3 separate regions of the Homo sapiens genome follow, and regions 1 and 3 are each linked to region 2. Evidence: chromatin loops called from intact Hi-C (ENCODE). Cell type or tissue: B cell. All regions are shown on one strand. Region 1 overlaps CHL1 (cell adhesion molecule L1 like). Region 2 overlaps CHL1 (cell adhesion molecule L1 like). Region 3 has its middle 4.3 kb from the start of CHL1.

Evidence for each region. Peaks named below come from ENCODE experiments on the same cell type or tissue, not always from the same donor. Only the 100,000 strongest peaks of a DNase experiment are listed, where the experiment ranks them.
Region 1: a loop joins it to region 2, with 3 times the contacts of the local background. A loop is called at or near these places in 2 of 110 quality-filtered maps.
Region 3: it touches region 2 in a loop (4-fold over the local background); 9 of 110 quality-filtered maps call a loop at or near these places.

What each region holds. Positions count from the first base shown.
Region 1 is chr3:217,590-221,589 of GRCh38, forward strand. The region is part of intron 1 of CHL1 (cell adhesion molecule L1 like); the gene reads left to right. Among named protein-coding and RNA genes, the nearest start is that of CHL1-AS2, 22 kb to the left of the region's middle. In B cell, no CTCF peak of the experiment used is centred here; a DNase peak (open chromatin) is centred at 1,642.
Region 2 is chr3:352,276-356,275 of GRCh38, forward strand. CHL1 (cell adhesion molecule L1 like) reads left to right here. Exons shown (of 28, transcript NM_006614.4): 11 at 2,365-2,496. Among named protein-coding and RNA genes, the nearest start is that of CHL1-AS1, 32 kb to the right of the region's middle. In B cell, CTCF peaks have their summits at 2,289 (motif pointing left) and 2,488; a DNase peak (open chromatin) is centred at 2,276.
Region 3 is chr3:190,509-194,508 of GRCh38, forward strand. No RefSeq gene overlaps it. Among named protein-coding and RNA genes, the nearest start is that of CHL1, 4.3 kb to the right of the region's middle. In B cell, no CTCF peak of the experiment used is centred here; a DNase peak (open chromatin) is centred at 1,943.

The DNA.
Region 1 (4,000 bases), 130 kb before region 2:
GGGGAAGCAAGTGGAGAGGCGGTGTGGAGGAATCAATTTGGCCCCATCTGGAATGGACAGAAGGCTAGAACCTGCAGTGCAGTGAGTGTGGGAGAAACCAGCTGGCACAAGGTGAGCTTAGGGCAGATCACATAAGGCCTTGTAGGTCATGGACAACAATATGGATTTAAGTGCAGTATAGGAACTTCAAAGGAATTCCAACAGTTAAGCTAGTTGATGTAATTTGTGTCTATATGTATATATATTTATATATACAAACAAAACAAACCTTGGCTGTTGCATGCAGAGTAGATTGCAATGGAGAGGAGGACCAGTTGGTATTCCGCAAGGGAGATAAGAACAGCTTAGGCTTGAATGAGGATGTGATAAAGGGGATTTTATGAGCAAGGCTGTTTTATTATTTTATTTATTGTACTTCTATTAAGATGATATGGGTGCTTTGGGGGCTGTTGTAAATTATAACCCACAGCCCCTGCACAGGAAACCTCCACAGGAAACAATCAAAGAATAAGTGGTTGTGAGATGACAAGGTTTACGATACGTGTTTTCAGGCTTCTTAATAGCAGAGTGATTGGGTGATTTCCAAAAGACCTCAGGGCTGGGATGGGTGAAATTTTGTGAGCTTCTGGATTGGATGAGGGTGTGCTCTTGCAGAAAGAATTCCTGAATACTTTCTGCACTGACAGAACCTGCTTATTAATTCTTACAGCAGTTATGTTTTAGAAGATGAAAGACCCTTTCCATTCAATTATTGATCATAAGCATGATGTGTGTTGATTAAAATGGCATGATAATGGTATCAAATGGAGTTTGGATATCTTTTTCCTTAATATACTTTTGTGTATCATATTTAAGTTTCCTCAAGTCAGTAGAGAAGATGTTACCCACATCCTCTTTTCCAAAGAAGGAATCATTTGATCATTGAAAGGTTTACTGAATAGAAAATAAATTATGTTGACTTTAGCACAAATTCCTGCCCTAAGTTTTAGCCCATATATTGATGATGTCAAGTGCTGCTAAATGTGTTCTTCTTCTATAAAAATTAAAGTTTAAGCTTTGGATGCTAACTTTCAAATCTATGTGAAATGATATGATTTATTGTGATATAAAGAATGACATAAAGAACAAAATAATACTTTTTTAAATTTATGAGGAAAAAGACAACAGAAAGGAAAAATGGGCAAAGAAAGAGAACACGTTTCATGCAAATCAAAACCACAATGAGATACCATTTCGCACCGGTCAGAATGGTTATAATTGAAAAGTCAAAAAGTAGGCCGGGCGCACTGGCTCACACCTGTAATCCCAGCACTTTGGGAGGCCAAGACGGGCGGATCACGAGGTCAGGAGATCGAGACCGTCCTGGCTAACACGGTGAAACCCCGTCAGTAAATAAAAAATACAAAAAAATTAGCTGGGCATGGTGGCGGGCACCTGTAGTCCCAGCTACTCCAGAGGCTGAGGCAGGAGAATGGCATGAACCCGGGAGGTGGAGCTTGCAGTGAGCCGAGATCATGCCACTGCACTCCAGCCTGGGCGACAGAGTGAGACTCTGTCAAAAAAAAAAAGGTCAAAAAATAAAAGATGCAGGTGAGGTTGTGTGGAGAAAAAGGAAGAGAAAGTACACTGTTAGCGGGGGTGTAAATTAGGTCAACCGTTGTAGAAGACAGTGTGGTGACTCCTCAAAGACCTGAAGACAGAAATACCATTCAATCCTGCAATCCCATTACTATATATATTCCCAAAGGAATATAAATTTTTACATTATGTTAAAAAGACACATTCATATGTATGTTCATTGCAGCACTATTCACAATAGCAAAGACATAAAATCAACCTAAATGCCCATCAATGACATCAATAACAGACTGGATAAAGGAAATGTAGTACATATGCACCATGGACTATTATGCAGCCATTAAAAAAGAATGAGATCATGTCCTTTGCATGGACATGGATGGAGCTGGAGGCTATTATCCTTAGCAAACTAATGCAGGACCTAATGCAGGAAAACCAAATACTGCATGTTCTCACTTATAAGTGGAAGCTAAGTGATGAGAAAACATGAACACTTAGAGGAGAACAACACACACTGGGGCCTACTTGAAGGTGGAGGGTGGGAGGAGGGAGAGGATCAGAAAAATTAACTAATGGGAACTAGGCTTAATGAAATAGTCTGTACAACAAACCCACATGACACAGGTTTACCTGTGTAACAAACTGGCACATGTACCCCTGAACTTAAAATGAAAGTTTTTTAAAAAAGAGAACACATTTCAGAAAAAAACTCAAATGGCCAAAATACATACTAAGATAGACAACCTCATGAATAGTCAGGGGAATGCACATTGAAATCACAGTGAAACAATTGTTCATCTACATCATTGAATAATACTTAGTATCTAAAAGGGATGGACTACTGATATATGCAACAAAATAAATGACTCTTAAAAGCATTATGCTAGGTGAAAGAAAGTTACATACTGTGGGATTTCATTTATACGATATTTTGGAAAAGGTGAAATTGAAGGGATAGCAATAGAATCATTGTTTTTAAAGACTGGGGAGGGTGGTTGACGACTGACATGATGGGAATACTGTGTGCTGATTGTGGTGGTATTAATACCCCATCTACCTTTGTCAATATTCATTGAATTGTACCTTTACAAATTTGGTTATTGTGATGTATGTAAATTAAACCTTCAATGATCTGATTTTAAACATTACAGTGAAGTCAGGAGTGGTGGTATGCACCTGTAGTTCCAGCTACTCAGGAGGCTGAGGTGGAAGGATCTCTTGAGCCTGGAAATTCGAGGCTGTAGCATGGGTGTCCAACCTTTTGACTACCCTGGGCCACATTGGAAGAAGAAGAATTGTCTTGAGCCACACATAAAATACACTAACACTAACGATAGCTGATGAGTTGTTTTTTTTTTAAAAAAAGGTCCATGCATAATTTTTGTGATATCTGTCATGCCACCACAGATATCAAAGAAGTCCTCACATTCAAAGGATTTTACACCTATGCATGTAGAATGCTATAATTGCACCTGTGAGTAGCCACTGCACTCCAGCTTGGGCAACATAGTGAGATCCCATCACAAAAAAGACTCACAATGAGAAAATGTTATCATTTATTAGACTACAACAATGAAAATATGTAGTACAGAATCTTGTGAAGGTGTTAGGAAATGAGAACGCTCATGCTCTGTTGGTGTGAGTGGACAGTGGCATAACCTCCTTTTAGAGGAGGAATTTCACATCAGCTAGTAAAGTTGAACATGTTTTAACCCACACCTTCGAAAGTCTGATAAACATTTACAATCAATTGTCTCTGAAGCCTACTACCTGGAGGCCTCATCTGGATAGAACCTTGGTCTCCACAACCATCCTTATCTTAACCAAGACACTCCCTTCTATCGATTCCAGGTCTTTAGATAAACTCCTTGGACTAGTTGCCAATTAGAAAATCTTTGAATCCACCTATGACCTGAAATCCCACACTCACCCACTTTGAGTTGTCTCACCTTTCCAGAATGAACCAATGTACATGTTTCATGCATTTATTGATGTCTTATTTCTCCTTAAAATGGATAAAACCAAGCTGTAGCCCGACCACCTTGGGCACGTGTTCTCAGGATCTCCTGAAGCTGTGTCATGGGCCATGGTCACTCGTGTGGCTCGGAATAAATCTCATCAAATATTTTACAGAATTTGACTCTTTTCATTGACACTAATCATCATTGTAAAATTAAGACTATAGTAATCAGTGCATTTTGAGCCCTCAGTTGTTCAAGTACTATCACAGAAGATCGATATCAACTTTTGTTTCAGCTCCAGATTAAAAGGTGAGCCTATTAGAGTGTTTATGTGTAGCAGACCCTACACTTATTCAAAGAATCATTTGCTTAGATCTAAGAGAAATCTCATCCCTTTTACTTTTAATATCATGGTCCTTGTGAAAGACCAGACAAAAAGTCAACCCAGTTAGTTCCTTAAA
Region 2 (4,000 bases):
TATAGATTTTAATAAGAACCTGTGAAGAAACAGTTTTACTAAAAATAACCAGTGTTGTATGTTCTATAGGTACCAAGTTTGTTTTATTTTGTTTTTTTCCTAGTGATAAACATCTCTATTTAGCTTGCTTAATATATAGTCCCAATGTTCAGACATTTGCATCTGTTTCCAGCAACATGAGAAATATTTATCATCTTATTTTTGTATTTACAATTATGAGAAAATGCATAAAGTTTCAACATAAGCAATTTTCATCTGTTACCATATGTCTTAGGATAATAGATAAAAGAATGGGTTTCTATGAGGATGGTATTTTTCCTCAGAATTTTTGGTTTTAAGGCTCAAGAAGCAGCTGTTTCTGAGCAGAACAAGCTTGACTCAAGTCCCTCCCAATATTACATGATTCAGGACCAGCTTACTTCTATAGGAGAAATGGATGAAAAGCATTAAAGTAAATTTTCAAGCAATTATAAAGAAAGCTTATAAAGAAGGGTTAAGGTAAAGTATAGTGAGGAAGCCTAGTGAATGCTCAGAACTTCTTGAGTCAGTTGATAAATATTGGGGGAGCTTGGATTTGGAAGCATAAATTGGGCTGGCCTTCTTTCCTGTCTTTGATACAAATTCATAAGATAACACTAAATTAGAAACAAAAACCACATGACTTCAGAGTCTAAATGCTGCTCATCCATAGTTGCTGTGTATTTATCTGTGGAATGGCGAGAACAGGAACTGGAGCTTCCTTTGCTGGTGGGCCTGGGCAAGTTAGGCAACTTCTCCAAAGCTCAGCCCTCTGTCTGTAAGATGAAAGGATTGGATGACGTGATAATTTGGAACCTCTTTCAGTAATACTAATATTACTAATAGTCCTAATAGTAAATATCCTAATGGCAATAGTAATTATTCAAGAAGATTTACAGAAATATCATTATTGCTTGATTTTCTTTATTTCTGCATACGTTGAAAGCAATAGTTGTAATTTTCTATTATAAATATGATATGCCATAATGTTCATGTTCATGGAATATTTTTCTCTAACTTACAGATATTTAGTTTTATATTGGTTGTATTAAAATAACCAGAAAAAAAGTAAGGATATCATTAAAAAAATGCAAAATAGACAAAAATAAACCTTCACCTCAGAAAATGATCGCAGTTTATAATTTGGACTAGTGTATTTTAAACCAAGTGACTAAACATTTACAGGTAGTACAGCTTATGAATACAGATATTTAACTTGGAATTTAACAATTAAGTCCACACCCTGTGGAGTAATTACAAAGGCACTTATCTCACTTGGACTTGAACTTGAACTTGCCAAGGCTAGTTGTGTACTTTTGTTTCCTCTGATGAACTTACAGTTCTTTCCTTTTTACATAATCCTCTTTTTCTTCCTTTACTTAGAAAAATTTTAATGATATTTTTTCATTGTATACATACATATATCTTTGAAGACTTTCGTTTTTAGCTAAAAATGGAAATCTAAAATATCTTTGGGGAAATAACCAAACTACACTTGATGGGAGTTGCTACCTGCAGGTTTTGTGCAATTTTCTCTGAAATCAAATTATCCAAACCATCAACACTTTAATCTAAACCTTTTAGTTACCCCTGACATAGCAATATTCATGAAGTTATAAAACATAGAGTTATAAAAACATGGAAATCCAGTAAAATGTGTCATCTGTTTCTGACATACTTTGTAGTATTGTTACACTGGAGCATTAGGGCATAGAAAGATACAGGTAATTTTAAGGTATATTTTGCTGCATTGTTTTGACTGCAGAAAGCTAAACACTGCTTTTGGGCTTCTCTCTCTCCCCTCTTACAAAAAAACTCTAGGAAATAATATTTTTCAAGTAGATTATATGTATAAATGCTATAAGATCACTAAGAAATATTCAAAATAAGCATTAAATATTTTAATTAGTTTTATTTTTAAAATTCTTACAATATAATTCTTGTGTATCCACCTTTTTAGATGCCATGCTGCAGCTTGAAAATAACCTGTAGTGAGCTCTAAATAAACTCACCATCTGCTTATTCTTCCCTCATTTTTTCCTAGTGGGGTAGCTACTTGTATAGCTAAATAAAATGGTTGTATATAACTATTTTCAGTATGTTGATGTATGATACATGCTGAGTCCAAATTAAACACAAGCACACACACACACACACACACACACACCATACAACACAAAAGCAGCTCCCACCTTGCTTTGCAGAGCAAGTTTACCAAAAAGAGCTACTATGAAACCCTTTGTGGTGTCTGCCCTCTGCTGGTGCAAAGTAGAAATACAGGCCTTAACATTTTTGGACTTTTTGACATAGATAACATCTCTCATGAGCTCTTCACTTTACATCCAGAGCCTCCTCGCTGGACAAAGAAGCCTCAGAGTGCTGTGTATAGCACCGGAAGCAATGGCATCTTGTTATGTGAGGCTGAAGGAGAACCTCAACCCACAATCAAGTGGAGAGTCAATGGCTCCCCAGTTGACAGTAAGTTTAAAAACCAATTGCAATGCAATGCTGAAGGCCCTGGTTTGACGGGATTAATGATGGTCAGACGTGTGTAAAATGAAGTTGGTATGTGGTTGGATTAGCAGGACAGATACAACCAGCAAATCAGAGATTGTTTATTTCTAAGCAATTTGGTTGTTAAGACTTGATATTCATGGAAGAGCCATAAATAATATTTATACTGCCTGTGCCCTCTTATAAATTATATATAAGAATAAAGATTTTTAATTTTTAAAAAGAAAATTGAATGAGAAAGAGGATGCATCCAAGGAAAAAAGCCAATTATTGTTCCTGTCCCTGAGAAGAAACAGAACAGTAGCCTAGCAGCTGAGGGCACAGGTTCAAAGTCAGGACCTCCTTTAGGCTCAGGCAACAGCAACACCTGTCCTGGGCTCTGCCCTTTTAAGGGACTTGCTCTGATCACCCTCTGGTCCCGCTTGTCTCCATGATTTGAAAGCATCCTCAGGGAAAAGGAGGCATCCCAAGTCTGAACATGGTCCCATTACTGCCTATTTGCTACCAACCTCAAGCACAAAGACCTGAAAATCCCCATGCCCGGTCCACCCTGAGCCCACTCCAAATGGGCTGGGCGGGGAAAGACAGGAATGGCCCAGCACTGAGGGCCAACTCTCCCCATTTCACCATGCTCAGCATAGAGCTCCAAGGAGTCCCCAAATCTTCCACTGGAACCTAGAGCTCAGATTATTTTGGATGTCCTTGTTCAGGAAGAAGGATAGAACATATTTTTACGTGTCAATTGCTTAATTAAGAGCAGGTACGATAGTGGCTTCCATTTGTCCTTTTGCTCTGGGGCCTGCACAAGTCAAGGGTGAGCCACTTGGTGGATAACAGACCTCGGGTCCCGTCTAGGATGTGCACCTTGCCAGCTGTTTCATCTTGAGGTGTTTTCTGAATCTCCCCAAGCTTACGTTTTTTAAACTGCAAAATGGAGATAGTGGCGGTTGGTTGTGCTTGAATGAAAAAAAATGTGGCCAGCTGCCTAGGGCAGTGATTCATCTGTAGAGCACTGTGATGGTTTATAAACTCTGGAGCCAGACTGCCTGGGTTTGCATACTGACTCTACCACTTACTAGCTGCGTGACGGGGAGTATCACTGACCCTCTTCAAACCCATTTCTTCATCAGTAAATTGGGATAAAAATAACACTGACTCACGGGGTTGTTTTGTGGATTAAAGGAAACATCATGCAGAGAATGCTTAGCACGGGGACTGCCACAAAAACAGCCCCCCGTAAGGTATGGTTGGTTGGTATTGTTTTCCCATAACAGACACTCAGGAAACCTTAGTCCTCATTATTAACTATCTTCAGATTTGGGATTTTTCTCTTCATCTCTTTAGGGAACAGAATAAAAAATGAAAAATAATAATGAGGTTTTGGGTAGACGAAGGGAAATGAAAGCAACTTTTGTTTATAATGAATGTTCAGGTTACAAAAGTAAGGAACGCAGATTCTCCGGAACAC
Region 3 (4,000 bases), 160 kb before region 2:
TGAGAAATCTCCAAACTGCTTTACACAGTGGCTGAAATGATTTACATTCCCAGCAACAGTGTATAAGCGTTTACTTTTAGGAAACTTTTAAGATGGCTTCTATATGCAAGTAATAATATTTGAAAATGTGTTCTATATTTGTATTATTGTGCATTCACTCAGATACAGAAAAAGGAATCTAAGTCAATAAGTGTTTCCTGTTTGGAGAAAACTCAATATATGGGCAATACAAGTGTTATATATAAAGCTCTTGCCTGGTTATGTGACCTTAAGTGTTGTAGTATGAGCTGGCACAAAACTCTCTAAGTGAGAAACAGAAAGGATATGGCATAAGAGAGAGTAACTAATCCCCATAAGATAAGGCAAATTTTTCATGTCAATATAAACAGACGATTTGGAACCCTTGCTGTGGGCTTACTGTACTGTGGCATAGTGCTTTGAATGCCTAAGAAGGTTTGTCTGTTTATCATATTCTGAAAAACAACATGAAAATAATAAATTGATAGGTCTCATTTAACCCCTGGAAGACAATAAATCCAATGCAATGCTTGTAAAAAAACTGAGTTATGTTTGTGTTAGCACAGTGCATCACATACTAGCAACCTGTGATTTCAGTACATGTCTGCTAATTAATTTATTTTGTAGGAAAATAAAGTTAATTGAAAGCATGAAATATGGTTCCTAAACTATGCATGGAGAGGGCTAATTGGTCCATGGCTTTTTAAAAAAACGGATAAAAATATGCCTTAAAAGGATGTCCTATTATACCTTAGTTCAAAAGAATAAAGTCCCCACCCATGTCTAAATGTATGCTAAACCTTAAGAATATCTTAAAGCAAGAATAGTAAATACCTAACACATGAGAATTATCTTTTGTATAATATCTGTGATAGAAAACATTAGTAGGTCACTTTAACCTTTCCTGCTCAGCTCCGATGCAGGGTCAGGATCCTTTGGACACAGTGTTTCAGTAAGTCACTACCAATCAGTTAGGTTAGTTTATGAAATGAAGAGTTTTTTTTGCCATGTATACACCTCTTACTAAACAACCTATAACAAGAGAATAATCTTACCTAGAAATGTACCACGAAGAAGAATTATTTTGATTTTAAGAAACAGGAAACCATCGAAACTATTTTACATGAAACATTTTTTTGTCTCACCCGGCTACAAGGTCAAGTTGTATTCCAGTTTCAGCTTTTAATAAAAAATAACCTTTCAGTTTATTTGAAGATCTAGGTCTTGGAATATAATTCTCAAGTATCTGTCTCTCTCCTCTTTTCTCTATGGTGACTTTATTCTCAGGAAGGCTCTTTCTAAGTGGTGATAAGAAGAAGGGAGTTTCTCCTGCCTTATGTCATACCTCTGAGCAACCCTCAGTTTTTTCCTAGTAGCTCATAAATCCAAGGTAGGTTTCTCATTGGCTTCTGTTGGGTCTGATGCCCTTCATAGCTTTAGTCCCCATAGACTTAGGAGTAGAAAATATTGGCTGGTCGTGCCTGGGTCACATGGACCAGGGGTAACTAGAAAGCATTGGAATTAGCCTCAATTCGGCCACATAAACATAGGAGATATTATTCCCTAGGTCCAACCAGGCTAAATGAACGGAGATAAATGCTTGGCAAGCAAAAAACAACAGGTATTCGTGGTAGCTTCCATTCTTATTTTTCTTAACTATTCTTCTGAAATTGTTCTGACGACAGAGATTACAGTTGCATTAAGGATAAAGTTTAAGCAGTTATAATAAAAGTCTCCAAAGGAGATTGGCTCAAATTGAAAGGGGACATTCAATTTTTTATGGTATTAAGTAGGTTCTGATCCTCAGAGTCATGTAGGAATTCAGGCCAGAGTGGGGTTTCTTTGTCATCCTCAACATGAGCCTTTTACTACTGTGGGTTAGTCAAAAGGAAAAGGAGAAGTGAATCTAGATGATCTTTAAGTAGATGAGCTGAGAGTTGCCAACAGCATTTTTCCTCATGTCTCTTTGGTGAGAACCTAGTCCTAGAACCAAACTAAGTCAAAAGAGTGACTAGAAAATTTAGTCTTTAGGTTAGCGGCCCTGTGTCCAGAAGGAGAAAAAGAACTAGGCCGGGCGCCATTGGCTCTCGCCTGTAACCCCAGCACTCTGGGAGGCCGAAGCGGGCGGATCACGAGGTCAGGAGACCATGCTGGCTCACATGGTGAAAATCAGTCTCTACCAAAAATACAAGAAGAAATGAGCCGGGCGGGTTGGCGGGCGCCTGTGGTCCCAGCTACTCCCGGGGCCGAGGCGGGAGAATGGCGGGAACCCGGGGGGCGGAGCTTGCGGGGAGCCGAGGTCGCGCCACCGCACTCCAGCCTGGGCGACAGGGCCAGACTCCGTCACATACAACAACAACAAAAACAACAAAAAACAGATTAGTGGGCAGAGGAAGTGGAGAACAACCTGTGGCTGCCACAAGCTCTTGTTGGTCTTTCCTTTTTCTCTAACATGTTTCTGTTACATTGAGTGGAAAACATACTTTCAAAAACAACTGGAAAAAAAAAGAAAAGGAGAAACTTCATTTTGGCTATGTGTCTCTGTAAAAAGATCAGCCTTTATGCTCCTGGTATTACTCGCTATCCCACTATTCGACATTTGTCTTGTTTGCTGCAACAGAATAATAATAAATAAAATTATCTTCAAAGATGGCAGTGACTTTTCATCCTGTAAAATGATACAAGATTAAAAACTTGGAGATTTTTTTCAATATATTCTCGGCCATTAACCAGTTGTACAACTCTGATAAAATTTCTGAACCTTACTCTTTTCAGATATAAAAAGAAGCTATGGAAGATTATGTTTTCTGAGGTCCCTTCCAGACTGAAAAGATTTCGTACCATGTTGGAAATAGAGAGGTTTAGAAGAAATTCTCATCCTCCAGACATATGAGGACTTTCTCCAACAAATAGGAATTCATCCTATAACTCAGTTCACAGGCCTTTGAGATAAGACTTGGGGGCATAGGACTTTGGAGCAAACCATCAATAGGAGAGAAAACTAGTCATTGTAGGCATTGCTGATTGGAGGGTGGGAAATCCTTCTGACCTGCACAAGTAATCAATGGATGCCTTAAAGCATGAGATTTGAAAACACTTAACATTATCTTGGCTACATAATTATAATGTTATTAATGGCCACAAAGTTTCTTAGCCTTTTTAAAAAATCCAGTGAAAGTATTTGATTTCATGACCTCCCAGGGCTGAATTATACATATTAATGATCCATGGCATGCAATACAAGATTTTACCTTTTTAGTTGTTCCAGAATTATTGCCCTTTGATTTTTAATACATATCCTTTTGTTCTTGTATTAAAGGACAAGTTAAAGGAGTAGTGACTCTGTCAGGATAACTCTGCAGAATTAATATGGTCTTTTTAGCTTTATTAATATCAAAGCTGAAGTGGCTGCTTTGTACTTTCAAGGTTGCTTTTGAAGGATCTATTCCTCAGTGGAACATCCTGCTTCCTGCTTTTTATTTTTTATTTTTATTTTTTATTACAGCAGTTGGCCGGAAAGCCCCTGTTGATCTGTGACTATTTGGAACTGCTAGACTGAAATGCCATTTTCAAAACTCCAGCTCTTCTGCTAAACAATTTTTCTAGGAATGATGCCACATCACTAGCTACTTGTATTTGCCAAAAGGCAATACTACTTCAATGGCCCTAGCTCTGGGAATGATACCAAATGATGGTTCAGGAGGGAGGGAGGGAGGCAGTAAATCAGCAGGAAAAGCTGAAAAATGCCCCAGCTTTTAATAGCTTTTATCTTTTTCCAGATGACTGGCCTCTCTCTCACCTTCTGCTTCTATTCATGATAGGGCCCTTTTCTCCCCTATTTTTGTGGCTTGATATTAGTATTTTCATTCGAAACGGCCGTCCTCAATTATCAGAGAGAAAATTCACACCTTTCAAAGCTACGGCAATCACATTTCCATGTGACTCATAAGTATATCTTCTTTCTCTAGCACCTAGGTGCAAC